2 separate regions of the Homo sapiens genome follow, and region 1 is linked to region 2. A link is a loop called in an ENCODE intact Hi-C map of the cell type or tissue named here. Cell type or tissue: spleen. All regions are shown on one strand. Each heading gives the region's core, and the rest is flanking DNA. Links, peaks and the distances in the headings are about the cores only.

Region 1 (14,676 bases), core at 2,776-10,775, 96 kb after region 2:
TCCCTTCCACGTGCTCTTCCATCTTTGCCTCCAGAGGCCTAGCTCTGGCACGACTCTAAGTCACTAGCATAGAGATGATCACCTCCACTGCCCACACCTGCCCTAGCCTTGTTCAGGTGTCTTTAAAGACTCAACATTTTTTTGTTTGTTTGTTTGTTTTGAGAAGCAGTCTCTGTCGCGCAAGCTGCAGTGGCGCAATCTCGGCTCACTGTAATCCCCGCCTCCCAGATTCAAATGTTTCTCATGCCTCAGCCTCCAGAGTAGCTGGGATTACAGGTGCGTACCACCACACCCAGCTAGTAGAGACGGGGTTTCACTGTGTTGGCCAGGTCTCAAACTCCTGGCCTCCACCTGCCTCGGCCTCCCAAAGTGCTGGGATTACAGGTGTGAGCCACCACGCCTGACCCTCAACATTTATTTTTTATTCTCGCTCTGTTGCCCAGGCTGGAGTGCAGTGGCGCAATCACACCTCACTGCAACTTCAAACTCCTGTGCTCCAGTGATCCTTCTGCCTTGGTCTCTTGAGTAGCTGAGACTACCAGTGAGGCTCAACATTTAGAATCTCAACATGCCACACCTGGTAAGGGCTGGCACCATTCCACCGACCCAGCACAGAGACCTCTTGGGCAGGGAGTTGCAGGGTGGAGCCTTATGCAAAATTCCACAAGTTCTAGGTTGAGTCATTTCTTCCACCACACCCACTCTGCTCACTCTCTCCTCCCCCAGTGAGATAAGTCCAGTACATCGGTGGAGGAAGGGGGCTCAGCAGCAGAAGATGGGGAAGACGGGGCTTCAAGGCTAAACCAGAATATTGTGCCACCAGGAGAATTGTCAATTCTCTCTTCAACGAGCCTTCTTGAAACCACACATATGCCCAGGTCAGAAGCTGGGAAAAGGAAGTTGGATAGAAAAAGGAGTTGAAGGGGAATAAATGTATTTGTGTAGTTTTTTCCTGCCAGCAATAGCAGCAATGAGAGTTCAAGGCTAGAATTAATTAGACTCTCACACCCCAATTAAGCCAGTTTTCTCCATCCTGGTTGTTAACAAAAGGCTAACATTATTAAACAATCTGTTCTGTGCCAGGCACTGTATGTATAACTTCATTTGTTCCTTATGGCAAATTTGTATTAGTATACCCATTTTATAAATGAGAAAACTGAGGCTTGGAGAAGGTAATGATGTGTCCAGGTTTACGCAACTAGTATGTGATGGAGCTGGCAAAGAGCAAAACCAATTCAAGTCTTCAGAAGACTGCATGGGTTTAAAAGTGCTCTGGGGGAATTTCATCTTTCAGGGGAGAAGGAAATGGTTTTATAGTAAAATCCTTATTCCTTTCAGGGTATTCAGTGCCTATTTCTGACCCCTGCCGTGACTGGAGTGGTCACAGCATGGAGAGAATCTCTGACCTCAAAGCCATGCCCTTCTTTTTGCCCAGAAGGGTGCGTCGCCATATCTGCATGTGTCCCTCCTCACTTCATTCAGGTCTCTGCCTAAAAATCAGAGAAGCCTTCTCTGATCACCCTATCCAAATGACAACCTCCATGTGTAGCCTCATAATCAGTCTAATTTGTCTTCATAGCACCTACCACGCCTTGACATATTTATAGACATTTCTTTGCTTATTGTCTGTCTCCACCCACTAGAATGTAAACTCCAGGAGGACAGGACCTGGTCTGTTTTGTTCACTGCTGTATTCTCAGTGCCTGGGATGGTGCCTGACATATAGTAGGCCCCTAACAAATATGTGGGTTTTTTTGTTTGTTTGTTTTTTGTTTTTTGTTTTTGAGACAGAGTATTGCTCTGTTACCCAGGTTGCAGTGCAGTGGCACGATCTCGGCTCACTGCAACCTCCACCTCCCAGGTTCAAGCGATTCTCCTGCTTTAGCCTCCTGAGTAGCTGGGATTACATGCTTTTGCCACCATGCCTCACTAATTTTTGTATTTTAAGTAGGGGCAGAGGTTTCACCATGTTGGCCAGGCTGATCTTGAACTCATGGCCTCAAGTGATCCACCCACCTCAGCTTCCCAAAGTGCTGGGATTACAGGTGTGAGCTCCCACCCCCAGTCACAAATATGTGTTGAATGAATACAAAGGGAAAATTCAGCTTGCTTTCACTAAGAGCATTTGACACTCCCGCTTCCATCAGCTGCTAAATTCGTCTTACCCCTCAAAGCCTTGCTCCTTTGTCCTCTCTTCAGGGACTTCTCCCTCATCTTCCCCAGCCCAGGGATTGATACAGCCACCCAACCAGCTGCTCCAGCCAGGAACTGGAAGATACCCTCACCTCCTCCTTCTTTCTTCCCACCTCTGCTCCCCGACTCCCCATTACTTCCAGTGTTCAATTAATCACCAACTCCAGTCCACTCTGCCTCTTTTTAAAAGTTTTTGGGACAGGGTCTCACTCTGTTGCCCAGGCTGGTCTCGAACTCCTAGGCTCAAGTAGTCCTCCCACCTCTGCCTCCCAAAGTGCTGGGGTTACAGGCATGAGCCACCGTGCCTGGCCTCCATTCTGCCTCTTAATTATCTCCTAAATCTGCTCATATCTCCCAATATTTGCTACACCCCCCCTACCAGGCAACCCTCCTATTTTCACTGGGTTACTGCACCAACTTTCTCACCAGCCTCCTGCCTCCAGTTTGGCCCCTGCCAGTCAGTCTCCATATTGCAATCAGTGATTGGTGTAAAGCTCAAATTTTCTCGGTAAACAAAGCATTGAGTCCTTAGTGGCCTGAGATAAAGTCCAAGATCTTAATGTGGGTTACAAAGCCCTGCCCCATCTGACCACAGCCTCATTCTTAGCCATACTCTGCTCCTGCCTCTTTGAACTATTTCCAGTTCCCCAAATGTGCTCCTGATAGTTATTTTGCCTGGGAGCTCAGGCCAACTCCTGCTCATCATTCAGGCCTCAGCTCGGATGTTGCTTTCTCCAGGAAAGCCTCCCTGACTTCTGTCCAACCAGGCTGGGCTAGAGGTCCTTAGTGTATCTTAGGGTATAGAATCAGGGCATTCTCCCTACCTGGAGGACTGCTGGTGGTCACTGGTCCAATTTCCACCCTTTTCCGTTTCTTGATAGTGTCACTGCTTAAATAGCCTTCTCTGCTTCTCCGATGCCTCTCACCCTTCAAGACCTATCTTTCTAGACTTGTTATCTAGAAAACTCTCTGGGGAGTAAAAAGAAGGCAGCCTCTGAGTGAGGATGCCCCAAGCTCAAGCCACCTCTGCCACTTCTTAGTGATACAACCTTGGGCATGTCATTGTAAAATGGAGATGATAACGTTAATATCTACCTCACAGTTGTTATAAGTAAAATTATAAATGTTAAAGGACAATTGGCCGGGCGCAGTGGCTCATGCCTAGAATCCCATCACTTTGGGAGGCCAAGGCGAACGGATCATCTGCGGTCAGGAGGTCGAGACCAGCCTGGCCAACATGGCGAAACCCTATCTCTACTAAAAACACAAAAATTAGTAGGGCGTGGTGGCACATGCCTGTAATTTCAGCTACTCAGGAGGCTGAGGCAGGAGAATTGCTTGAACCTGGGAGGCAGAGGTTGCAGTGAGCCGAGACTGTGCCATTGCACTGTAGCCTGGGCGACAAGAGCGAAACTCCATCTCAAAAAAAAAAAAAAAAAGAAAGAAAGATGTTAAAGGACAATGTAAACACTGCGATGTGTTATGGAGACGTGAGAATGATTATTCTCTGCTGGCACTGTGCTCCTGCAGCACTCACAGGCTGTGACCTGCCATTTGCATTTCATTATATCCTGCCTCCAGTGACCTGCTCTCTGCAACCAGTGTGGAAGCCAGCTAGGTTCTCTTCTCTAGCTCTTCCGCATCCCCTAGAGTTCAGAGATTAGTGGTGAGTAAATAGAAGGTGTATGTGATTATAACCAACTACCATTTATTTATCACCTACTATGCACTAATTACTTTACATATATTACAGTCAGGTACTGCATAATGATGTTTTACTCAACTACAGACCACATATACAGCAGTAGTTCCATAAGATTGGAACACCATGTTTTTATTGTACCTTTTTTATGATTGGGTATGTTTAGATACACAAATACTTACCATCATGTTACAATTGCCTACGGTGTTCAGTACGCTAACATGGTGTATAGGTTTGTAGCCTAGAAGCAATAGGCTGTGCCATATAGCCTAGGTGTGTAGGAGGCCATACTACCTAGGTTTGTGTAAGTACACTCTATGATGTTTACATGATGAAATCGCCTAATAACGCATTTCTCAGAATGTATCCTTGTTGTTAAGTAACGCATAGCTGTATTTCTTTTTCTTTTTCTTTTCTTTTTTTTTTTTTTGAGACGGAGTCTCACTCTGTCACCCAGGCTGGAGTGCAGTGGCGTGATCTTGGCTCACTGCAACCTCCACCTCCCAGGTTCAAGTGATTCTTCTGCCTCAGCCTCCCAAGTAGCTGGGACTACAGGCACACACCACCACGCCTGGCTAATTTTTGTATTTTTAGTAGAAACGGGGTTTCACCCTATTAGCCAGGCTGGTCTCGAACTTCTGACCTCGTGATCCGCCTGCCTCAGCCTCCCAAAGTTCTGGGATTACAGGCTTGAGCCACCACACCTGGCCCACATAGCTGTATTTCTAATTCTCAGAACTACCTGGGAGACAAGTAATTTTATCTCCACGATGCAACCTAAGGCTTAGAAAAATTAAATAACTTGCCGGGTGTGGTGGCTCACGCTTGTAATCCTAGCACTTTGGGAGGCCGAGGCGGGCGGATTGCCTGAGTTCAGGAGTTGGAGAACAGCGTGGGCAACACGGTGAAACCCCGTCTCTAATAAAATACAAAAAATTAGCTGGGCGTGGCGGCATGCGCCTGTAGTCCCAGCTACTTGGGAGGCTGAGGCAGGAGAATTGCTTGAACCCGGAAGGTGGAGGTTGCAGTGAGCCGAGATCATGCCACTGCACTCCAGCCTGGTGACAGAGCGAGACTCCATCTCAAAAAAAAAAAAAAAAGAAAGAAAGAAAGAAAGAAAGAAAAATTAAATAACTTGTCCAAGGTCACAGAGCTGTTGAGGTTAGGGACCTTGGGAATCTTTCTGGCACTTCCCCCAGCTTGATGTTAACAGGCTCATGGCCTTCCTCCTGCCGTTTCCTCTCTTGGTCATAAGCTGAGCTGTGTCCAGAGAAAGAGAAAAAATAAATCAAACTTGGGGCCTGGCAAAGGAGGTGAGTGTCATGCCACAGACCAGACACAGGGCAGGAGGAGACTTTTATTTTCTTTTATTTTATTTTTGAGACGGAGTTTCACTCTTGTCGCCCAGGCTGGGATGCAGTGGTGCAATCTCAGCTCACTGCAACCTCCGCCTCCCAGGTTCAAGCAATTTTCCTGCCTTAGCCTCCCAAGTAGCTGGGATTACAGGTGCCTGCCACCACGCCCAGCTAATTTTTGTATTTTTAGTAGAGACGGGGTTTCACCATGTTGGCCAGGCTGGTCTTGAACTCCTGACCTCAGGTGATCCTCCCGCCTCGGCCTCCCGAAGTGCTGGGATTACAGGCGTGAGCCACCGCACCCAGCCAGGAGGAGACTTTTAAAATGAAAATTAAGATACAGCTCCACCCAAAGCACTGTCACAAAGTCCTGGTTCTGTGAATGTAGAGTGTGACAGGTGGTCAGGAAAAGCCCTGCGACATCTTCTAGCTGTGTCAGCACTGAAGTGATGCCCACATCTTACACATGGAAAGTAGATCGGAGTGGGATCTGTTAGCCAGATCACTCACAGTAAGGGAATGGTCCGCTATTACAAGGGTTTCTATCCTCTATGACAAAGATTTTAATTTAGGAAGAGAAGATGCAGGGTTCATAGTGAGCCACAAGGTGGCACTGTGAGAGGAGGGCACACAAAGTACCGAATTAGAACCTCTGGACGTGAAGGATTAGAAGAGATTTTACAGCAGAGAAATACAAAGTAAACGCCTCCTTTTACAGAAGAGATATGAGGTCCAGAGAAGTTATCCAAGTTGTAGAGTTTTGTGGTTAAGCCAGTACCAGAGACCCAGGTCTGTCTGTTTCTAAGTGTGGTGCACTTAACCTGTAATGCTCACCAAATCACATCTACAGATTCCCACCCATTGCATGGTGTGATCTTACTCAAGTCACTGATGTATTTCTGGGTCTCAGTCTTCCTGACCATAGAATGTAGGACTAGTCTAGATCTGGTTTTCTTTTTCTTTTTCCTTTTTTTTGAGACGGAGTTTTGCTCTTGTTGCCCAGACTGGAGTACAATGACGTGATCTCAGCTCACTGCAACCTCCGCCTCCTGGGTTCAAGCGATTTTTCTGCCTCAGCCTCCCGAGTAGTTGGGACTATGGGCGCATGTCACCACGCCCAGCTAATTTTTGTATTATTAATAGAGACGGGGGTTTCACCATATTGGCCACGCTGGTCTCGAACTCCTGACCTCAGGTGATGTGCCCACCTCGGTTTCCCAAAGTGCTGGGATTACAGGCGTGAGCCACCGCGCCTGGCCTCATTTTTATATTTTTCTTTTTTTGTTTGAGATGGAGTCTCACTCTGTCACCCAGGCTAGAGTGCAGTGGCATGATCTTGGTTCACTGCAACCTCTGCCTCCTAGACTCAAGTGATTCTCCTGCCTCAGCCTCCCGAATAGGGCTGAGATTATAGGCATGCACCACCATGCTCAGCTAATTTTTTTGTATTTTTAGTAGAGATGGGGTTTCACCATGTTGGCCAGGCTGGTCTCGAACTCCTGACCTCAAATGGCTCGCCCGCCTCGCCTCCCAGAATGCTGGGATTACAGGTGTGAGCCACCGTGCCTGGGTTTTTTTGTTTGTTTGTTTTTGTTTGTCTGTTTGTTTAGGAGCAGAAGTTTAATAGGTAAGAGAAAGAGAAAGGAAAACAGCTCTCTTCTCTAGTGAAAGAGAGGGGACTTCTGAGAGGAAAAGGCTGGCCAGTGGCGGATGCACTGGATTTTATATGCAGGCTTGAGGAGGTGCTGTCTGCATAGACAGAAAGGATAGGAGACATGGCAGTCATGGACAGAAAAGGAGGAGATTACGACAGAAAAGTTGGAGATCCTGTTGCTGACACCCCATCGGGTGGTTGGAGGCTGGGGTCAGTCCAGAAGCCTTTGGATAACACCAGGGGGTAGCCTCAGCCAGAAATCCTCAGTTACTTCCAGGACCTCTTCCAGCCCCACATGACAGCTAAGTCCTCTGTGAAAGGAAGCTGGTTCAAACATGGCTAATATGCCCAGCAATCTGTGGGTACTGGGGGATTCTCCGTGTTCTCCTCAGCAAGCCTCACATCTAAGTCTTTAAGAACACGCCATGCTAATCGCATTCTTAAATGGCTGAAGGATGCCTGTTAGTGATTTGATTTGGTTCTAAAATGGAGGCCTGACACGGTGTGGCCGACACCTGGTATCCCATCATTTTGGTAGGCTGAGGCAGGCAGATCACCTGATGTCAGGAGTTCAAGACCAGCCTGGCCAACAAGACAAAACCCCATCTCTACTAACAATACAAAATTAGCTCAGCATGGTGGTGCAGGCCTGTAATCCCAGCTACTTGGGAGGCTGAGGCAGGAGAATCATTTGAACCTGGGAGGTGGAGGTTGCTGTGAGCCGAGATTATACTACTGTACTCCCGCCTGGGTCAGAGAGGAAGATCCTGCCTCAAAGTAAAATAAAATAAAATATAATAAAATAAACTGGAGGCTGAGAGCCCCAAAATGAAAGGACAGAGTTGGAGTCTGCTCCTCTACTCACTGTTTTTTTTTTTTTTTTTGCCAGTCTTTGTCAGAAAATATATTTATTATTGATAGTGAGTGAAGTAAAGATGTGAGTATTCACTATAGAGGTTATATCAGCCAAGGTTGCCTTCATATTGATAAAAATACCTTATCTCACTTGTAATCATAAACATTATTCCAGTAGAAGAGGTACATTTTCTCTCCTTTTTGTCTTCTTGCCTGTATAATCACCATAATAAGTTACAATGAAATAGCTTTTATATAATCAAAGGAGAAAAGAAAGAGAGACAAAACCAACATGCCACAGCCTAGACAATTCCATCCAGCACTGCTGCCTCCAGATCTGTTTTCTGGCTTTCTCCACCCAGCACTGCTGCCTCCAGATCTATGTTTTGTGGCTCTCTCCTCACCCTACTCCAATTAATTTAGCCCCCGACCCCATCTACTTTGTTAGGGTGGAGGTTCACCAAATGATGGGGCTTGTTCAGAAGAGAAACATTTTATGGTCAGTGGAAGTTGAGTAGAAAGTACCAAAATGTGGAGAGGGCTGCCCTTCTCTTTTAATCATCATAAGAGGGTTTGCTAATACTGAAGAGTGTCCTTTAATGACTGATCCCTGATCAAGGCTTTGGCCCTTCAAATTGCTGCTGTTCAAAATGTGAAATGATTCTGCTGAATCCATTCTTGGTGTCTCTCTTTAGTGGTCTTCTCATTAGTGGTCTTCTCTTCAAATGGGTTGTTTTCTCACTAGGAAAAACAATGTTCCATCTCTGGAATTAACGTTGATGGTGTTTTGCTCATTCTGAAAGTTTTTATCCTCCCTTCTCAAGCATGGCCACTCTGGGTGGCCAGAGTGGAGCATTTGAAGGTCTGGTGGGTGTTCTCACGGTAACACTGAAGAATTTTGGCCTGCAGATCAGCACAGACTGGATGAGACTCATACCGCTTGAACTTTGCTTCCACCTCTTCAGCAGCTTTCTGATATTGTTCAGTGGTGACTCTGAAGAACTCTGAGTTCCTCTTCTCCAGTCTAGCCAGCTGTTCGTTGTAGAATGCATCCTGCTTCTTTAGCACTCGGTCTTTCTCTTCCAGCTGCCTAGCCAGGTGCTTTGCCTTAGCGCGTTCCTCCTCGCTAGATATCCTCTCCCGAAGGATGGCTCTGGTTAACTGCTCATTGGCAGCAACCCTCTCTCGGTCCAGCTCTTTGGCTGCTTTAGTCGTTTCTCATCTTCAGATTCTTTCTTGGCTTGCTCCAATGCCAGCTCCTCAGCTACTCTTCTTTTCAATTCTTCATCAGAAACTGAGGCACCATAAGCACCAGAATACCGCTGAGACTTCGAACCAGATGGAGAGGATTCCTTCATTCGATCAATCACATTTTCTGAAAGCCGGATGCCCTTCACCACGGTAATGTTCTCATTCTCGTCCGCCTCGAAGGTGACCCGGCGGGTGCTGGTGGTCCCACCCATGGCTCCGGTTCCTGCCCCAGCGGAGACCTAGCGCGGAACCACGAGCACTTCGGGGCCCCCGCGCCCACACGCGCATGGAAGGGCCTGGATTCTTTTCCCGCACGGCGGGAGCAAGGCCACGGCCCCTACTCACTGTTTCAATGAATTATGTACCTTGGTATCCTGGACAAGGTCCCCAATATGAAGCAACTATGTTGTCTGGGTAAGTACCCAGGGTTCATCATCTCACACCAAGAAAATTTAGGATATGGACACACATGAGGAGTTTAGGAGCAGAGGTTTAATAGGCAAGAGAAAGAGAAAGAAAGAGAAAGGAAAACAGCTCTCTCTCTAGTGAGAGAGGGGGGACTTCTGAGAGGAAAAATCCCCCTCTTTTTTTTTTTTTTTTTTTTGAGACGGAGTCCTGCTCTGTCACTCAGGCTGGAGTGCATTGGCGCAATCTCAGCTCACTGCAACCGCCACCTCCCAGGTTCAAGCGATTCTCCTGCCTCAGCCTCCTGAGTAGCTGAGTAGCAGGCAGATTACTTGAGCTCAGAAGTTCAAGATCAGCCTGGGCAACAACATGGGGAAACTCTGTCTCTACCAAAAAAAAAGTAGAGATGAGATCTTGCTATGTTGCCCAGGCTGGTCGTAAACTTGAACCAGGGAGGCAGAGGTTGCAGTGAGCCAAGATTGCACCACTGCCTTCCAGCCTGGGCGACAGAGCGAGACTCTGTCTCAAAAAAAAATTATTTCACTTTATCTCCAGTATTGGCTTACAAGTTATACCTATTTTTAAATTTTCAGTGGTTACCCTAGGACTTATAATGCATATATTTAACTTACCACAGTCTACTTTCTTTTTTTTTTTTTTTTTTTTTTTTTTGAGACGGAGTCTCGCTCTGTTGCCAAGGCTGAAGTGCAATGGTGTGATCTCGGCTCACTGCAACCTCCGCCTCCTGGATTCAAGCGATTCTTCTGCCTCAGCCTCCTGAATAGCTGGGACTACAGGCATGTGCCACTACACCCAGCTAATTTTTGTATTTTTAGTAGATACAGGGTTTCACCATATTGGTCAGGCTGGCCTCAACTCCTGACTTCGTGATCTGCCCGCCTTGGCCTCTCAAAGTGCTGGGATTACAGACATGAGCCACCGCACCTGGCCCAGAATCTACTTTCAAATAATATTAAACCATTTCCCATATATTGCAAGAACCTCACAACAATATACTTCCAGTTCCTTCCTACCAACTTTGGTACTCTTCTTAATCTTTTTCTTTTTTTTTCTTAAGATGGGGTCTCGCTAAATTACCCAGGCTGGTCTTGGACTCCCGGGCTCAAGCAGTCCTCCCACCTTGGCTTTCCAAAGTGCTGGGATTACAGGTGTGAGCCACTGCGCCTGGCCAATTATTTTTTAAAGAGATTAAAAATAAGAATAATGGGCTGGGCGTGGTGGCTCACACCTGTAACCCCAGCACTTTGGGAGGCCAAGGCGGGTGGATCATCTAAGGTCGGGAGTTTGAGATCAGCCTGACCAACGTGGTGAAACCCCGTCTCTACTAAAAATACAAAAATTAGCTGGGCGTGGTGGCGCATGCCTGTAATCCCAGCTACTCAGGAGGCTGAGGCAGGAGAATCGCTAGAACTCGGGAGGCGGAGGTTGCGGTGAGCCGAGATCGTGCCATTGCACTCCGGCCTGGGCAACAAGAGTGAAACTCCATCTCAAAATAAATAAATAAAAGAATAATGTTTTTCATCTTTACCTTGTATTTTTACCATTTTCAGTACTCTTCATTTCTTTGTGTAGATCCAAGTTCTGCCTGGTATCATATACCTTCTGCATGAGGAATCTCCTTTACCTTTTCTCATTGTAGGTCTGCTGACAATGATTTTTCCCAGCTTTTGTTTGTTGCTTGGTCAACTTTCAGCCACCCCTGCACACTTGCACCCCAGCCGAGCTCCTTCCCCATGCTCCCGCGTCTCCCACTGTGGTAGACTGCCTTTGCTTGTTCCTTGGTGCTGGGCTCCTCAGGAAGTGGGATGGGTTTCTCTGTTGTCCTGACCCAGCCTTCGTCTTAGGCAGACTCAATACATCCGGGACTTAGGCTGGAGCCTTCTCAGCATTCCTGCCCCTCCTCCATGTATTTCTGGTTATCTGCAGTGTTAGCAGTTCTCAGCTTATTATTGCTGTAGGATCCTGGGTCCCAGATGGTTTCCAGCCCCCCTGAAAAAGTAGAGGGTTTTTGCTTCTACCCTTCCCCCAGGTGCAGTGGGTCACGGAGTGAGAGTGTTTCCTACCCACCCAACACCAAAGGCAAATGAGTTTTGCTTCTACTCCTTTCTAGAAGCAATAAATCTTTGCTGAGCTGTGGCATGAGAGGGTCTGCTTTCCCTCCCGCAGACAACTTTGTCCCCTTTAAAAGCAGCTTGTGGGACTTCATGCTCATCCCTCAACTGCAGCCTACTACCTGCACACCCGTGCCACTGAGGGGGCTCTCTCTGGTCTCCTGCCCTGCCTCCAGTCTTGTGAGGACCCACTGGAGGCCCATGGAAAAGAATTTGGAGTGAGTGCCAACTCCCCTTGTGTCTAGGCCCCAGTCTGTACCAAACTGATATGCTGGCGCACACTTGGTGCTTAAAACATTTTTTAAGCTTTAGTTGACTTTCTTTTACTCACTTGAATGGCAGCCACCACATTCCCCCATGCTCTGACAAAGGTGATGCAATTTGTGTGTTCCATCACATCTGTGAGAGGCTTGTATCTCTTTGAAATTCAATTGATTTGGTTGCCTTGCAACCTTAGCTCTCTGATGAGCTCAAGAAAAATTAGGACTTCATAAATTATCTGCCTTTTCCTCATTGTTAAGGGAGGAGCAATGTTCTTTGCCACTTTCTTCATTCCAGGTGACAGTGGAAGCCTAAAATCTTTCTTGAAACTTACTTTTTATTACTGAACAACATATCTTGGATATCTTTCATGGCAATAACCAGGGATTTACATAGTGTTTCAGTACTACCTCGGCTGCAATGGGGTACCCTACATAGGAATATTTTCTTTTTTTTCTTTCTCTTTTTGAGACAGAATCTCGCTCTGTCACCCAGGCTGGAGTGCCGTGGCACGATCTCGGCTCACTGCAACCTCCGCCTCCCGGGTTCAAGAGATTCTCCTGCCTCAGCTTCCCAAGTAGCTGGGATTACAGGCACATGCTGCCACGCCCAGCTAATATTTTGTATTTTTAGTAGAGATGGGGTTTCTGCATGTTGGTCAGGCTGGTCTTGAACTCCTGACCTCAGGTGATCCGCCCACCTCGGCCTCCCAAAGTGCTGGGATTACAGGCATGAGCCACTGCTCCTGGCGGGTTTTTTTTTTTTTTTTTTTTGAGACTTTTTTTTTTCTGAGACTTTTTTTTTTGAGACAGGGTCTCCCTCTGTCACCCAGGCTGGAGTGTAGTGGTGTGGTCTCGGCTCACTGCGACCTCCGGCTCCTGGGTTCAAACAATTCTCCTGCCTCAGCCTCTGGAGCAGCTGGGACTACAGGCGTGCGCCACCATGCCCGGCTAATCTTCGTATTTTTAGTAGAGACGGGGTTTCACCATGTTGGCCAGGCTGGTCTTGAACTCCTGACCGCAGGTGATCTGCCCGCCTCGGCCTCCCAAAGTGCTGGGATTACAGGCGAGAGCCACCACTCCCGGCTAGGAATATTTTCAGAAATAATTCCCAAACCCTCAAGGATGGGTCCATCTCTTGCTGCATCCGAGCATTTGTGCCAGGCACTGTGGGGCAAAGCATTCGTCCACTCACTTCGTAAGTATTTACTGAGAGCATCCCATGCACACGTATCTACCAGGCTAGCTGCTGGAGATTCTATAGGCAGACCTGGTCGTGGCCTTCATGGGGCTCAGAGTATGGCAAAGCAGATAGTGGGGAAAAACATCACAACAGATGTGGTAAGTGTTACAAAAGGGAAGTAGAGGACACTGTGAGAGATTATGACTAGGGAACCAACCTAGCCCTGTTCAAGAAAGGCCTTCCTGGCCAGGCACGGTGGCTCATGTCTGTAATCCTAGCATTTTGGGAGGCGAAGATGGGTGGATCACTTGAGGTCAGGAGTTCGAAACCAGCCTGGCCAAATGGTGCAACCCATCTCTACTAAAAATACAAAAAAAAAAAAAAATTTAACGGGGCATGGTGGCGGGTGCCTGTAATCCCAGCTACTCGGGAGGCTGAGGCAGGAGAATTGCTTGAACCCGGGAGGCAGAGGTTGTGGTGAGCCAAGATCGCACCCCTGCACTCCAGCCTGGGTGACAGAGTGAGACTCCATCTAAAAAAAAAAAAAAGAAAGGCCTTCCTAAAGAAGAAGCATTTTAGCTGAGAGCTGCAGGATACTTAGGACTCAGCCAGGCAAAGAGAGGAAGTGTTCTAGTTATAATGGGTGCATACCAAATTTCTCCAATGCTTATTGGCATAAAACAGCCGTTTATTACAATCACGAGTTCCCTGGGTCAGGAATTCAGGCAAGACACCACAGGTGGCTTATCTCTGCACCAGTGTCTGGGGACTATCTGGAGCACTTAAAGGCAGAAACCTGGAATCATCTAAAGGTGGTGGTTGATGTCCGCTGTTGGCTAGGGGCCTCAGCTCCTCTGCACGTGGGCTTCTTTGAGTGATCGCTCCACGTGGGCCAGTTTGGGCTTCCTCAGCACAGGACTAGGTTCCAAGGGCAAACATCCCAAGAAAGAGACTCAGGCAGAAGTAGTATCACCTTTTATGACCCAACTTCAGTAGTCACTCGGCATTCTGTCTCCTGCATTCTAGTTGTTGAGGCGGTCAATAAGAGTCCCATTCCATTTCAAGGGGAGGGGAAACAAAAACAGACTCCATCTCTTGATGAGGAAGCGGCAAGATTCTGGAATAGCAGAAATATTGCCATGGCCGTTTTAGGAAAGCACAATCTACCACAGAGGGAAGAGTGTTTCAGTGTGGGAGAATGCTTCAGCAAAAATCTTCCGGTGAGAGAAGGCAGGGCCCACCCTAAGACAGAAAAGAAGCCTGGTAAGGCTAGCCAAGAGGAGACTGGTAGAAAATGAGGCTTACGAGGTCAAAAACCAACATCCTCATTCTTGGGCTGAGGAAGTGTATCATCTTAACAGCTATGGTGCCTCCCTTCTATTTAATGCTTTATAAGCGACAAAGCGATGCCTCAGTTCTTTCCTCATTTGTTTCAAACAACAGTCCTGTGAGGGACGTATGCTTAGCCCTATAAAGACGAAGAAACTAAGCATCAGTGACATGAAGTGGAAGGCAACACAGTGGGGCAGGACTACTCACAGCAATTTTAGGTGTCACATGGATAAACATTTTACATGTTAATAGTTAATGTCTCCTGGTATGATTCCATCCTGAGCGGCTGTTCTCTTGAGCAGCGTTCATTTATCTCCGTCTGCCTTCTGTCCCACCTAAGTGTGTGCCGCCACC
Region 2 (14,676 bases), core at 2,886-10,885:
AGGCTCTTGGTACCCCTTTAAATACACAGTCGGCCTCTGTACCCTCGGGTTCTGCAGCCTCAGATTCAACCTAGCACAAATTGAAAACATAAAAATGAGTAAACAAAAAATAACAATACAATAAAAATACAACTTTAAAACCCGTATAACAACTTTTTTTTTTTTTTTAGACAGGGTCTTGCTTTGTTGCCCAGGCTGGAGTGCAGTGGCGTGAACATGGCTCACTGCAGCCTCGACCTCCTGGGCTCAAGCAATCCTCCCACCTCAGCCTCCCAAGTAGCTGGGACCAGTGCACCACCATGCCTGGCCAATTTTTGTCTTTTTTGTAGAGGTGGGGTTTCACCATGTTGCACAGGCTGGTCTTGAATTCCTAGGCTCAAGTGATCCGCCCATCTCCGCCTCCCAAAGTGCCGAGATTATAGGAGTGAGCCACCGTACCCAGCTGACAACTACTTACACAGAATTTACATTGTATTAGGTATTATAGGTAGTCTATGGATGATTTAAAGTATATGGGAACATGAGTGTTGGTTATACGCAAATGCATCCATCTCTTGGTGTCCATGGGGGATTGGTTCCAGGACCCTCCCAGGTACCAAAATCCAAGGAAGCTCAAGTCCCTTATATAAAATAATGTAGTATTTGGCTATAACCTACATACATTCTCCTATATACTTTTTTTTGTCATCCAGGCTGGAGTGTAGTGGCGCGATCTCGGCTCACTGGAAAGTCCACCTCCCAGATTCAAGTGATTCTCCTGCCTCAGCCTCCCTAGTAGCTGGGACTACAAGCATGCACCACCACACCCAGCTATTTTTTTTATTTTTAGTAGAGACGGGGTTTCACCATGTTGGTCAGGCTGGTCTCAAACTCCTGTCCCCAAATGATCCGCCCGCCTCGGCCTCCCAAAGTGCTGGTATTACAGGCATGAACCATTGTGCCCAGCCATTCTCCCATATACGTTAAATCATCTCTAGATTACAATGTAAATACTATGTAAATAGTTGTTACACTTTATTATTTGAATTTTTTCCCCAAATATTCTCAATTTGCAGTTGGTTGAATCCATGGATGCAGAATCCATGAAGGGCCAACAGCACTACACCATTTTACATCAGGAACTTGAGCATGAAAGGATTTTGGTTTCCATGTGGGTCCTGGAACCAATCCCCGGAAAATATGGAGGGATGGCTGTAACATCCATTTCCTGCTAGGGAACCGATGGATACAGGAATAATCCTTTGATAATAACCCTGTAATCCTCTTGGCACTAACCGCTTCAGATTTTGTGAGTTAAACCAGCTCCACACTCAGGTCCCAGACTGGGCAAAGGAGATGCTTTCCTGGACAGCCCAGGTTCGAAGGGTGCCAGGGGTGCGCGCCAAGGCCCCACTGCCCTCTGGTGGTTGGATCCAGGAAATGCACCTCAGGGCTCCAACCTCTGCTGAACCGAGCCCATTAGGGATTGAGCAATCCTTACCCCAAATGCTTGAAAGCAGAAGTGTTTCAGATTTTGGAATATTTGCACATACATAATGAGATATCTTGGGGATAGAATCCAAGTCTAAACACGAAATTCATTTATGTTTCATATACAGTTTCTACCCATAGCCTGAAATTAATGTTACATATTTTATTTTTTTTGAGACAGAGTCTTGCTCTGTCACCCAGGCTGGAGTGCAGTGGTTCCATCTCAGCTCACTGCAACCTTCACCTCCTGGGTTCAAGTGATTCTCCTGCCTCAACCTCCCGAGTAGCTGGGATTACATGCATACATCACCATGCCCAGCTAATTTTTGTATTTTTAGTAGAGATGGGGTTTTGCCATGTTGGCCAGGCTGGTCTTGAACTCCTGACCTCAGGTGATCCGCCCAGCTTGGCCTCCCAAAGTGCTGGGATTACAGGCATGAGCCACCGCGCCCGGCCCAATTTTATATATTTTAAATATTGCACATGCAGCAAAGTTTTGACTGTCTCATGAGGTCAGGTGTGCATTCTCCATTCATGGCGTTGTGTTGGGTTTTCTGATTAGGGAGGCTCAGTTTGTACACACCTGAGCTTATCTCATGCAGGGGTCACTGTCCCCACTTTACAGGTGAGAACTTGAGGGCTTCAGTGACTTCCCACTGCCCTTTTGGTCTTCCCACGGTTAAGAGCAAAATCTTAACCATGGAGCACGCGGCCCCATCCTTGCCTCCCCTGTCACTCTGACCCAGCCACCCGGCCTTTTCTCAGGTCCCAGTGTTCGTGGGCACAGCTCCCAGTTACAATGTTTGGGAACTTTCTGGGTCCTTTTCCACCCGGAAGCCTTGGCTCCTTCTTCAGTCCCCTCCTGGGATCTCACTCACTCGGGACTCAGGAGGGTCCTCCTCGCCGTCCCTCCCTCCCCTCTGCCTCTTTTTCACCTCTTGCACAAACACTGGGCACTGGTTAGTGCCGCTCTCCCCCGCGGGGCAGGGCACGTCCTGCTTAGCTCATTGTGGTATCTCAGTGCCTGGCATGTGGGAACAACCACCCCAGCAGCTGACAGCCATGAAGTGTTTCTGTGCCAGCCTTTGAACTAAGTACTTCACGCCCTCAGGCCACCCTCCCTCCTAAAGACCCTCGTCCCCAGAAAGCAGCCCTTGACTCTATTAAAAACTCACATTGATTTATTAGAATATGAAAAAGATTCAGTTTCTTCTGTACAGGCAGCAGAGTGGCAGCAGCTGCGGTGGCTTGGTACGTGGTTGTCGATGTCACCCTTGCATGGTGACTCCTGCCCAAACAGCACTTGCATGGAGAGGAGGATGGACAGATGGGCCGAGGACCCATGGCCCAGTCCCCTGCAAAAAGGGACACTCTGACTATTGCACAATCCTGGGGGAGTGCCCCAGGGACAAGGGGAAGGAGTGTGTGTGGGCAAAGGTCTCTGGGGGCCCAGGATTCTGCCCAATCCACCAGCCCCAGGGGACAGGGGATCCTCAGGGGAGGCCTTCTCCCCCCCACCGCCTCCACAATGGGCTCCACAGCAGGCAGGGTGTGGTACACACAAGGGAAAGGTTCCAGGGGCCAAACCCAGGGTGGGGGAAGTAAGAGCAGGCCAGCAGGACTGGAGGTCAGGCCCAAGAGCTAGGCAGGTGCCAAGAGGCCAGCATCTGTGAGGCTGGAGAGACTCTTGATTAGGAGTGGGAGTTACTTCTGATGTCACAGTCTTCGAGCAACAGTTAAGAGCCCAGCAGGCAGAGAGACGTGGGGGAGGGGTTGGACAGACAGGCACAGATGAGGAAGGGTAATTCTGGAGTGTGAGGAGGGAGTTAGAGGCAGAGCACTGTTCAGCCAGGGGTTTTCAAAATGTTTTAAAAACAGGAGCGCCCTCTGTGCAAACAATCATATATAGGAGTGTGAACAAACAAAACTTAAAAAGGCAGCACATTCTGGAGCCACGGCCAGTCCTTCCCCTAGCAGCTTCCCCTGAGGGGCCCAGTGGTCCCCGTGGGAGCACAGTTCGAAAAGCTCTGAGTCACGTCACTGTCACCGTAGAAACCACCCCTGCTCCAGGCAGAGACACTCAGAGATGCCCTCAGCCCGCAGCTCTGAGTAAGGACAGGTTGGGTGGTGGCCAGGGTGACAGAGCTGGCAGGAGGAGTGTGAGACCTTGGTGGGTCAGCAGTCCCTCCCCCAGCCATGTGCCTGGTACCCCTGGTTTGTCCCCTGATAAAGCAGGGCCTACTCAAGGGAGGCCTCAGCTCCCTCCCTTCCTGGGTGGGACCACAGCTGAGCCAGAGACTCTTTGGTTAGAAACTAAGATTGGTCTGAATGAGGAGGAGGATGAGGCAGAGGGAGGAGCCTCCGAGGCCCTAGTCCAGGTCCGGGAGAAGCCTGGATCTAGGGAGGGGCAGGGCCGGCCTCACCAGCCCCAGCAGTTCTGCCAAATGGATTGGGGAGGCAGCTCTGGTGGGGAGGATGCTTCCCGGGAGGCGGCAGGGGAGGAGCTGTGCTGGGGTGGGGGCTGTGGGCCCAGCTGCCATGCGGTAGGGGGAGGGGCAGGGCCAATCCGGGTCAGGAAGGGCAAGGGGAGCCCCCAGCAGCCCCTGCTCTGGTGGAAGAGTCTGTGAGGGGACAGGCGCTGCCTGCTGGCCCTGGTGTTACTGCCCCTTGGGGAAGAACGGTTCTCCCTCCCCAGGCTCAGGGTGTGGGCCTGGGTCACTGAGGCAGCGCTGTATCCTCTGGGAGCTGGGGCTGTCACTGGGCGCGGGGGTGAAGACATCGTCGGTTCCTGGGGACGAAGTCTCCTTGCTCCGCATCATGATGCCCCCATCGTCGTCCTCGTCCTCCTCAGCCACCTTTGCAGGATCCCGGCTCAACCCTAAGACTTTGCCCTTCAGCTCTTCATTCACCAGGTCCACAGACTCGGGTGACTGCGGGGAAGCCGGGTCGATGGTGATGACAGGCAGGTCCTCCTTCGGCTCATAGGCCAGTGGGTCTGGGGACCAAGAGCAAGGCACAAGCTGGGTTCCGCTCTGGAGCCCGGCCCAGCACGTGCCACTCGGCCGCGTCAGTGCCTCCTTCAGGCCTTCTCATGAGCACAGCCGTCCCGGTCCCAACAGGCCTCAGAAGCAGGCCTCTGCGACCTTCCACCCCACAGCTTCTCTTCCTCAGACTGTGGCCCTCTCCTTTGACAGGGGCTCCCAGAGGTGTCCCTCCACAGGCCAAGGCCTGGGGCTCCTCCCTGAGTCAGTCTGCCCTGGGGCCCTGCCCTCACGTTCCCCACACGTGTTGGGGGTCTCGATGGGGCAGATACCCTGCCTTCCTGCCAGGCACCGTGGCTCTCCCAGCTCCCCACACAGTCCTCGCCCGGAACGTCTCTCTCCCTAGGGATGGCCCCTGACGTAGAAGCAGCTCATGGCTTGGGAGGGGATCCTGAGGTCAGCGAGGGCCAGGCCTGTCCTCCCAGTGGCTGAGGACTGTTCCTGTGGAGCCCCATCCTCAGGAGGTGGCAGCTCAGAGTGCCCAGTCCTGAGGCCCCTCGCCAGGCCCTTACCTGAGCCGATGCGGGCCCGAGACATGGTGGGTGAGTCCAGCTTGTGGGCTGGCACCGTCAGGTAGTTGTTGATCTGACAGAGAGGACAGACGGGGTGAGCACAGGCAGCTGGGCAGAGGGAGCCCCTCAGGACAGAACCCGGCCAGTGCACACCCCACCTTTCGTATATGCAGGGCGCTTGCTCCCCCTCCCTTGTGCCTGTGTGGGCACCCGTACTGGCCCCTCAGGAGCTCCTAAGGGCTCATCCCAGGCTCCTGTCACAGCCTCCCTGAATACACCTACACTGCTCAGCCTTAAATCCACCCATTCCTCTGTCCCCTGCCACTGCCCTAACCCAGGCCATGCCCCACAACCCCACGCCAATCCCTTGCTTAGAACTCATGGCTCTCCATGCCCTTACACTGCTAAAAGCCCCTCGAAAGCCAAACCCTGTTCCTAGAATGGGTACATTTCCTTAGAGGCTGTGGCGGAGCTTGGGCGAGTGGGGTGGGATACAGATTCCCAGAGGAAGGCAGAGGCTACCTTCTGCTCCAGCTGCCGGGCCTTCTGCCTCCGGAGCAGCATCTGGTTCCAGGCTTCCTCGTAGGGGTCTGCCACCAGCGTGTGTCTGTTGTAGGACCGCAGCTGTGGGAGGGACAGCGTCAGGGCAGTGCGGGCCCCGGAAGGCTCTGCTCATGGAGGGGTGGGGGCAGTGCTGGAGGCCGGGCCAGTCCTGGGGTGGGTGCCGAGGGGCACGGGCAGGGCAGGGCTGCCGTAGAGAGGGGCTGAAGGGCTCCTGTACCCTGGGGGTCGGGCTGGGGAGCAGGCCCTCACCCGCTGCCTGGTCTTCTGCAAGTTGTTCCTCAGGATTTTGCGGATCTCCTCCTCCTTGTCCTTGGACAGTGCTGGCAGGATGCGCTCGGAAGGCAGGGACTTGGGGTGGATGTTCCTGGGGCAATAGGGCATCGGTTAGGTCCCCAAGATTCTTGGGATCCTGGTGCCTCCCAGGTTTGGCCAGAAGGAAGTCACCCTAGGGATGACCCAGGTGGGCGCCAAAGCCTCAGGTCCTTGGTGCGAGCCCACAGCTCTCTTGTCCGCCCCAACAGGACAACAGAAGACCCCGCCCCCCAGGTGGCCACCTCCAACCGGGCTTGAGGGGCCGGTGTGTGGGAGCAGAAGCTGCCTGGTTGCCCCAGCACTCACTGCATGGAGACGGTGGAGACGGCAGAGGGGATCTTGCCCATGCCCCCGCTCTCCACCAGCTCGATGGCCTGCTTCATCTCCATCTTGTGGTAGAAGGCAATGAGCTGGGGCTCCTTGGAGCGCTCGCCAGCTATCAGACACTTCTTCACATATTTCTTATTAAACCGGTTGAGCCTGGTGGGAGGAGGAGGGAGACGGATGGCGCCAGCTTCCAGGAGTGGGGAGATGCCCAGGCCCAGGAGACCCTTGCCTGCCCCTCCCTGCCTGCCCACCAGGCCTGCCACCTACTTGTCCTTCCAGTGGTGGTGACCGTAGTGGCCACAGATGTCTTCGATGCCTGTCAGAAGGTGGTCCAGGAACTGAAAGGGGCCCAGGGCCAAGTCAAGCCTCGCTGTGGGGCGCCTTCCCTACCAAGACCTCTGACTAGCCCCACTCCCTCCCGTAGCTGCAGCCCTGCTGGGTCCAGCCCTGTGGTTCCATGAGCAGCCAGGAGGTGGCGCCCACACTCCACTCATCGAACCCAGCGGCCCTGACTCTGGGTATCTCGAAGCCTTGCCTGTGTCCGGCTGAGCCCCCTTCTCTAATCCCACCTGGGACCTATGCCTGGGATAGGTTTCAAATGGAGGCAGAGATGGCATGATGCCCCCTCCTCAGGCTCCCAGCTGCTCACACCACACCTTCCTATGGCTAGACCCTGGCGGCCTCCTGGGGCAGAGGGAGCCCCTGGGCACTGGCACAGGGAGAAGGGGCTGATGGGGGGCAGAGACTTGAGGCCCAGCTGCTCCCTATCTCCCTGTTCCTCCTTCTGCAACCAAGGGCCCAGCCCGCACTCCAGTACCTGTGTGTGGATCTCTTCGTTGATGGAGCGCTTCGTCTCTTGCTTTTTCTTCACAGCCAACAGGTCTACCAGGGGCCGAATGGTCATGCCCTGGGGGGCAGGCAGGTGTCAGGCACTCCAGTTCTGCTACCCAGGCAGGGAGGCCACAGAGCCTCCCTCCCTCACCCCAGGCCCCCAAGGCTAGGATGCCCTCTCTGCTCTGCTCTCTCCCAGGACCCAAGGGTGTGAGAACTCTCCCACCTCCCAGCACTTATCTAAAGACAGGTCCTTAAGGCCTGCTTCTTCCTGGAGACACGGTCAGAGGTTTCACTGCCAAATGACCCCCACACTGGTCATCTGGCCTGGGCCAGGCAGCAGACAGCCTGGGTTCAGATGTGGACTGCACCACAGACTTGCTCTGCAACCCCATGGAAGTCAGGCCCCACACACAGGGAAAACTACCTCTGCACTGCCTCCCCACCAGGACTGTGAGGAGGACCGAGTAATAACAGCAGCAGCAGATGGAACTGCACACCTGCCATGTGACCAACACACGTGCTTGGAAGTGTTCTAGCATCAATCAGCTCTCCAATATCCGCAACACTAAGAGGGAGGTCCTTCCATTGTCTCTATTTAACAGATGCAGAAACTGAGGCTCAGAGAGGATAAGCAGCTTTCTAAGATCCCAGAGAAGCAGTAAAGCCATGATTTAAACCCAGGCAGGCTGGCTCTGGAGGGAGGCCCCCTCCCCAATGTTGCCTTCAATGAAAATGGGCTTGGAAAATCATTAGCACATACAACTGCAAAATCAAGGTAAAAAAAATTTTTTGAAGATGGAAGCAGGGCAAGAGGACAAAAGTGGCAGCCTCCTCCTCTTTTTTTTTTTTTTTTTTTTTTTGAGATGGAGTCTTGCTCTGTCACCCAGGCTGGAGTGCAGTGGTGCGATTTCAGCTCACTGCAACCTCCACCTCCCGGGTTCAAGTGATTCTCCTGCCTCAGCCTCCCAAGTAGCTGGGATTACAGGCGGCTGCCACCACGCCCAGCTAATTTTTGTATTTTTAGTAGAAACAGGGTTTCACCATGTTGGCCAGGCTGGTCTGGAACTCCTGACCTCAGGCGATCCGCCTGCCTCGGCCTCCCAAAGTGCTGGGATTACAGGCATGAGCCACCGCGCCCAGCCTCTCTCCTTTTTCTTAACTCGAGAGAGAGTCTCACTCTGTCACACAGGCTGGAGGAGTCACACAGGCTCAATCACAGCTCACAGCTGCCTCAATCTCCTGGGCTCAAGCTATCCTCCCACCTCAGCTTCTCAAGTACCTGGGACTTACAGGTGTGTACCACCATACCCACTAATTTTTTTTTTATTTTTTGTAGAGACAAGGTTGCCATGTTGCCTAGGCTGCTCTTGAACTACTGGGCTCAAGGGATCCTCCTGCCTCGGCCTCCCAAAGTCCTGGGATCATAGGCGTGAGCCACTGCACCAGGGTCCCCTCTCCCTTTAAAGGACAGAAAATAAGCCCAGCCCCAGGTTTCCCCTATTTTTTTTTCTCAAGAGAATGCAAAGATGTATCCCATCTAGGGCTTTTTGAGTATCAGTGCCCAGAAAAGACAGAAAGGATGGTAAAGAAATGGAGGCTCAGACAGAGTGTTTCTTATTTGCCCAAGGTCAGGCAAAGTCAGGTAAGGCAGAGCAATTTGCACCATCACAGGCTGGGCTTCCTTGGGGACCTTAGGCAGGAGAGTGGCTGTCAGCTAAGCCTGAGCCGTTTAAATGTACAGAAATCACTGAGCAGCAGGCTGGAAGGATTCTTGGGAATCATCTCGCCTGGTTCCCTCACTTTACAGATGGGAACTGAGACCCAGAGAAGAGTGGGGGTCTTTCTTAGGGTCAGAGGGACACCAACACAGAGCTAGGGCTGACTCCAGGCCTCCTGCTGCCTGGCTCATAGCCCTTTCCAGTTCCCCATGCTGTGATATTATTCCCATTTTACAGATGCAGAAACTGAGACCCTAAGATATGAAATCTCTTGCCTAAAGCCCTACAATGAGTTAGTAGCAAAGAGAGATCTTGGGCCTGTTGACTGTACCCACTTCTCTCTCTTTTTCTTTTTTTTTGAGATGGAATTTCACTCTTGTTACCCAGGCTGGAGTGCAATGGCGCAATCTCAGCTCACTGCAACCTCCACCTCCTGGGTTCAAGTGATTCTCCTGCCTCAGCCTCCCAAGTAGCTGGAATTACAGGTATGCATCACCATGCCCACTAATTTTGTATTTTTAGTAGAGACGGGGTTTCACCATGTTAGTCAGGCTGGTCTCAAACTCCTGACCTCAGGTGATCCACCCCCTCAGCCTCCCAAAGTGCTGGGATTACAGGCGTTGAGTCACCGTGCCCGGCCAGTACCCACTTCTCTTAATGCTCTATGAGTTCCAAATTAAGTTGGGCAGCATTCTGGTTCCTTTACATTCTGATCAGTCACTCTGCAATGACTCATCACAATTCTCACTTTACGATTGAAGAAACTGAGGCCCAGAAAGGGGGAGTGGCTCGCCCAAGGTCACACAGCAAGTTAGTGGTGGAGCTGGGACTAGAATCGCATTTCAAATCACACGCTTTCCTCTCTTTCCACGGGAACAGCCTGTGAGGGTCCCCAAGGCAAGGGCCTGCCCTGCCCTGGCCCAGCACCTGCACAAAGACGGTGAAGAAGATGACAGTGATGATGGCAGTGAGGAACAGGTCACACATGGGGAAGTGCTTCTTGTCCAGGAGGTAGCCCAGAGAGAAGGCGATGGCCCCTCGCAGGCCCCCATAGGCGATGATGAACTGGTCCTTGGGGGTCAGCTTCACGATACGGAACTTGTTGATGAACCAGGTCAGGCCCAGCACCCCTGCAGGGGAAGGCAGGGGGTGATGAGGGTCAGGTCGGGCTGTCCCCAGTCCCTCCTGGATTCTGCATCAGTGATTTCTCTGTGCATCCAGGAAGTCTCCATTACGAAGCCCACCCCGCTCACTCAATTCCTGGGTCCCTCAGCCCAGAGTGCTCTGAACTCCTCAATCCAAGAGCTGGGTGGATCCTTAAAGGACTTCCCCAACCTGGATGTGCTTTAGAGACATCATGGAGGCCTCCAGTGGCTGGAGGGCTGGGGGCAGGAAGAGGGAGAAAAGATCAAACAAGATGGGTCACAGGTCAATACTTGTTAAATGTGATGGGTGTGTGGGGGGTCATGATCCTATTCTCTCTACTTTTCTAAGTACTTGAAATTTTCCATAATAAAGCATAAAAAATGCAGAGGGCTGGGCCCAACCTCCACCCACAGAACCAGAATCCCTGGAGGATGAGGCTCAGGAATAAAGGGGATTTCAAAAGTGCACCAAATAAATGTGAGGTCCTGCCAGGCTTGGGGACATGGACCTAACCCTCAGAGAGGAAGTGAGAGATCCAGGGAGGAGGCGACTGAGGCACTGGGGTGAGGCATGTGGGGCACATGTGAGTGGAACCCATGCACCTGGGGCCTGGTCCCCACGTGTGCCCCGGCCTGCTGCATAGGTTTGGAGGACTGCACGTGGCTCTGCATGCGATTCGGCACATGCTCACGTCACCTGTCTTGAGACAGTGCAGAGAGCACTCAGCTCAGAGTCACAGACCTGGGTTCTGTGGGCCTCAGGCCCCTCATCAGGACAGCCACAGCCACAGGCTCAGAGTCTCAGGGCCCCCTCACTTTGACACAGCCTGACTCTGTCCCCAGAGACCACAGCCTTGCTGTGACACAGGCTTCTCCCTGCTGAAGGGCCCATCATGGAAATGGGAAGTCCCTCCTGTCTAGCTGTGCTGGGAGCAGGCAGGAGCCAACCAGGAAACCTCCACCACAAACTGCATCACACATATACCCCCAGCCCCTCCACACACACACACACACACCCAGGCCCTCTACACACACACACCCACACCCTCACAGCCCCTCCACACACACCCACACCCTCACAGCCCCTCCACACACACACACACACACCCAGCCCCTCTACACACACCCAACCCCTACACACACACCCAGCCCTTCCACATATACACCCAGCCCCTCCACACAACTATACACACACTGCACCACAGCCCAATCCCTCCACACAACACACACATATATACAAAGCCCTCCACACAACATACTACACACACACACCCCCAACCCCTCCACACACTACACACACACCATACACACATCCAGCCCCCCTACAATGCACTACACACACCACACACGCAATACGCATACACACACACACCACAGCCCAGCCCCTCCACACAATACTTATACACTGCACCACATGCACACACCACATAGCCTGGCCCTTCCACATAGTGCACTGCACACACCACACACACAGCACCACAGCCCACCACCCCCCACACACACCCCACACCACAACCCCCACCCCGCCCCAGCCCTGGCCCTCACCCAGCACGCGGGCGATGAGGCAGAAGAGCAGGGTGCTGATGACGAAGGTCCAGTTCCAGTGGTGGGAGCCGGCCACCGTGGAGACGCCGAGGAAGATGAAGATGAGGGTCTCGCTGACGCTGCTCCACATCTTCAGGAAGTATTTGATGGTGGTGTGGGACTTGTGGGAGATGTTGGCCTCCACATAGGGGCGCATCACCACTCCTGAGGCTATGAGCCTGGAGCAGGAAAGAGCGGGGTCAGGGCTCCGTGTCGAGCTGCACCTGCTCGAGCCCCTCCACTGCCAGGGGCAATGGGGCCACGACCAAGGTGCCCATGTCCCAAGCTCCTCTATGGGCCAGGGGCCCGCTGTGTGCTTTACACCCTCTTGCCACTCATCCTCACATCAACCCTATAGACACGGTGTATTCCTCCATTTTTTTTTTTTTTTTTTTTTTTGAGACGAGTCTCACTCTGTCACCCAGGCTGGAGAGCAGTGGCGCGATCTTGGCTCACTGCAACCTCCGCCTCCCGGGTTCAAGCAATTCTCTGCCTCAGCCTCCCGAGTGGCTGGGAATACAGGTGCCCGCCACCACGCCTGGCTAATTTTTTTGTATTTTTAGTAGAGACGGGGTTTCACCATCTTGGCCAGGCTGGTCTTGAACTCCTGACCTTGTAATCCACCCGCCTTGGCCTCCCAAAGTGCTGGGATTACAGGCGACGAGCGCATGCCCGGCCCTATTCCTCCATTTTTAAAATGAGTGATCTTGGCTGGGCACGGTGGCTCACGCCTGTAATCCCAGCACTTTGGGAGGCCGACAAAGGCGGATCACTTGAGGCCAGGTATTCGAGACCAGCTTGGCCAATGTAGTGAAATGCAGTCTCTTCTAAAAATACAAAAATTAGCCAGGTGTGGTGGTGGGCACCTGTAATCCCACCTAATTGAGAGGTTGAAGTGGGAGAATCTCGAACTCAGAGGCTGCAATGAGCTGAGATCGTGCCACTGCATTCCAGCCTGGGTGACAAGAGTGGGACCCCGTCTCAAATAAAAAAATGAGAGATCTGACTCTAAGAGAAATAGTCACCTCTCCCCTGTCACGCTGCCTGCAGGCAGCAAAGCCAAGACACACAAACCACAGTGTCCAACTCCAAAGCCTGCACCTTTGCCCCAAGGCCACACTGCCTCTTGACCCAATAGGAGTCAATGACACAGACCCATGGTCTCCTGGGTTCATTCCCCTCAAGCGTGGCATCTGCCATTACACAGGGGTCTCCACAGGGAGCTTTGTTCCAAGCAGCTGCTTGGAGCTCGGAGTCCTCCCAGCCCAGTGCTCACACCCGGGCTCTGCTCCTGGGAGCCAGGGGCTCTGAACCCCAGTTCTGCCTTGCTCGGCACTGGAACACCTTCACCCCTCACTGCCTCCCCACATCCCATTCTCCCCATTTCCAGACCCGGTGGAGACCTCAGGACCGCCAGGACTCAGGCCTGGTGAGCCTCCTACTGGGGCTGCTGAGGGGACTCCCTTTGAGACAATGAAGTAGCAGGGCTGTGGCTTTCCTCAACCTGAAGCTTAGTGGCTTCCAAGGCTCTGCTCTCCTATACCCTGGGCTTGCCTTCATGCAGGTCATTCTTGCTTCATCTGCTCATAGCCTGAAATGCCCTCTCCCGATTCCTGGACCCCAGGGGGCGCTGCAGAAGTGCTCCTCTTCTAGGAAGCCACTGATGCCCTTGGCCATTTAAATGGCTACCAAGCAGGTCTGGAGCCTGGAGTTCATGTCTCATCCCTGGAGCTCAAGGCTGGGCCCTGGGAGCTCCGTGAACCTACGAGCCTGGGGAATCCAAGCTGGCAGCCCCCGCCCCCACCCCGCCAAGCCCACTGCCTGCTGCACGCAGACTCACGCCATGATGCCTGACAGGTGGAAGAGCTCGGCTGACAAGTAGGCCATGTAGCTGTAGAGGAAGACGAAGAGCGGCTCGATGACCCGGATGTGGGAGGTAAATCGGGAGGTGAAGGCTGCGATGACCCCGTAGACCACGCCCACAAGCACCCCGCCCAGGGCCACCACGAAGAAGCTCAGGAAGCCGAGGAAGATGTCCACGATGCCCACGTGTTCGTAGTTGGCAAACTCCTCAAAGAGGTGATACAGGACCTGGGGAGGGTGTGCAGGCTGGTGGGTGGGAGGAGAGGGCCCTGGCCCCACGGTTCCCTGGGGTCCACCCAGGGCAATCCTGTCCCCTCCGTTAACCATGGCCACAAGAAGAGGCCACACGGTAGCAGAGAAACCCTAGTGCCAAGCAGGTGCTCAAAACCTCAGCCTGGGGCTGAGGGGCTTGCTCTGGGCCAGCCACGTGCCCCACTGGTGAAGGGTGGGCCCTGGGAAGCTCTGTGAAGACCCTGAAGCCAAACTGCCTGGACTGGAATCCTGGCTCTGCCACTCCTGAGTTGTGTACAGGAAGCAAATTCATCTCCCTGTGTTTCAGTTTTCCTGTCTATAAAATGAGGATAATAATACCAAATCTTAGGACTGCTGTGAGGACTAAATCAGCGAATCAAGTGCTCGGAGCCTTACCTGATGCAGTGTTAGCCACATCTGGTGCTATCAAGTCTGCCTCTCACTGCCTGACCTTGGGCACGTCATGCCCATCACTGGGTTTCAGTCCCTCCTTCAGCACAAAAAAGGGACGTTCACACAATGAACTAGAATGTCATTTCTTAACCTCTGGAGCTTTCTGAAAATACACATGTTCAGGCCATACTGGACTTGGACTCTCTGGGATAGGGCCAAGAAATCTCTATGTAACAAGCACCCCAGGGGTTGCAATGAACAGCCAAGTTCAGATGCTATGGAATTAGAGGCTAAGGCATCCCTGTCTCCTGGACTGGGAAATAGATGGTCATTGCAACACTACCATCAGATGTTTAAGTGGCACTTCATACACTGTAAAGCCCTTTGATAGTCTTTATCTGAGTCGACACTCAACAACCATGCGAGGCAGGTGGGTCAAGGATGCTCCTTTGCTAAACCGAGGCTCACAGTGGTAAAACAACACGCCAGGGGGCCCCCAGCCCAGGAGCAGAAGAACTGGGCCCAGAACTTATTCCCTGACAGCCATGGCTGAGGCCTCCCCAGCAGGCTCAGCTTTGAGGATCTGCCCCTCCTATTGCTAGGTCCCTGAGCTGCCTGGCCTACTCAAGTCTGTCCTAGACAGCTCTGCCAGGAAGGAGCA

Evidence for each region. A loop is a pair of places that touch in the nucleus more often than their neighbours do. Peaks named below come from ENCODE experiments on the same cell type or tissue, not always from the same donor. Only the 100,000 strongest peaks of a DNase experiment are listed, where the experiment ranks them.
Region 1: a loop joins it to region 2, with 3 times the contacts of the local background. A loop is called at or near these places in 70 of 110 quality-filtered maps.

What each region holds. Positions count from the first base shown.
Region 1 is chr1:27,192,252-27,206,927 of GRCh38, forward strand. It overlaps the pseudogene CHCHD3P3 and the pseudogene NPM1P39. Among named protein-coding and RNA genes, the nearest start is that of WDTC1-DT, 35 kb to the right of the region's middle. RefSeq lists an enhancer at 1-1,193. In spleen, for the core only: a CTCF peak has its summit at 5,844 (motif pointing right); no DNase peak of the experiment used is centred there; H3K27ac peaks cover 1,418 bases.
Region 2 is chr1:27,096,180-27,110,855 of GRCh38, forward strand. It overlaps SLC9A1 (solute carrier family 9 member A1), which reads right to left. Exons shown (of 12, transcript NM_003047.5): 3 at 13,348-13,598; 4 at 11,469-11,686; 5 at 9,706-9,908; 6 at 7,044-7,133; 7 at 6,494-6,564; 8 at 6,206-6,379; 9 at 5,837-5,951; 10 at 5,546-5,647; 11 at 5,024-5,096; 12 at 2,630-4,465. The coding sequence ends at 4,128. Among named protein-coding and RNA genes, the nearest start is that of SLC9A1, 52 kb to the right of the region's middle. RefSeq lists enhancers at 5,644-6,502, 6,503-7,361, 8,898-10,097 and a silencer at 13,894-14,098. In spleen, for the core only: CTCF peaks have their summits at 6,663 (motif pointing right) and 6,874; DNase peaks (open chromatin) are centred at 6,696 and 10,558; H3K27ac peaks cover 4,891 bases.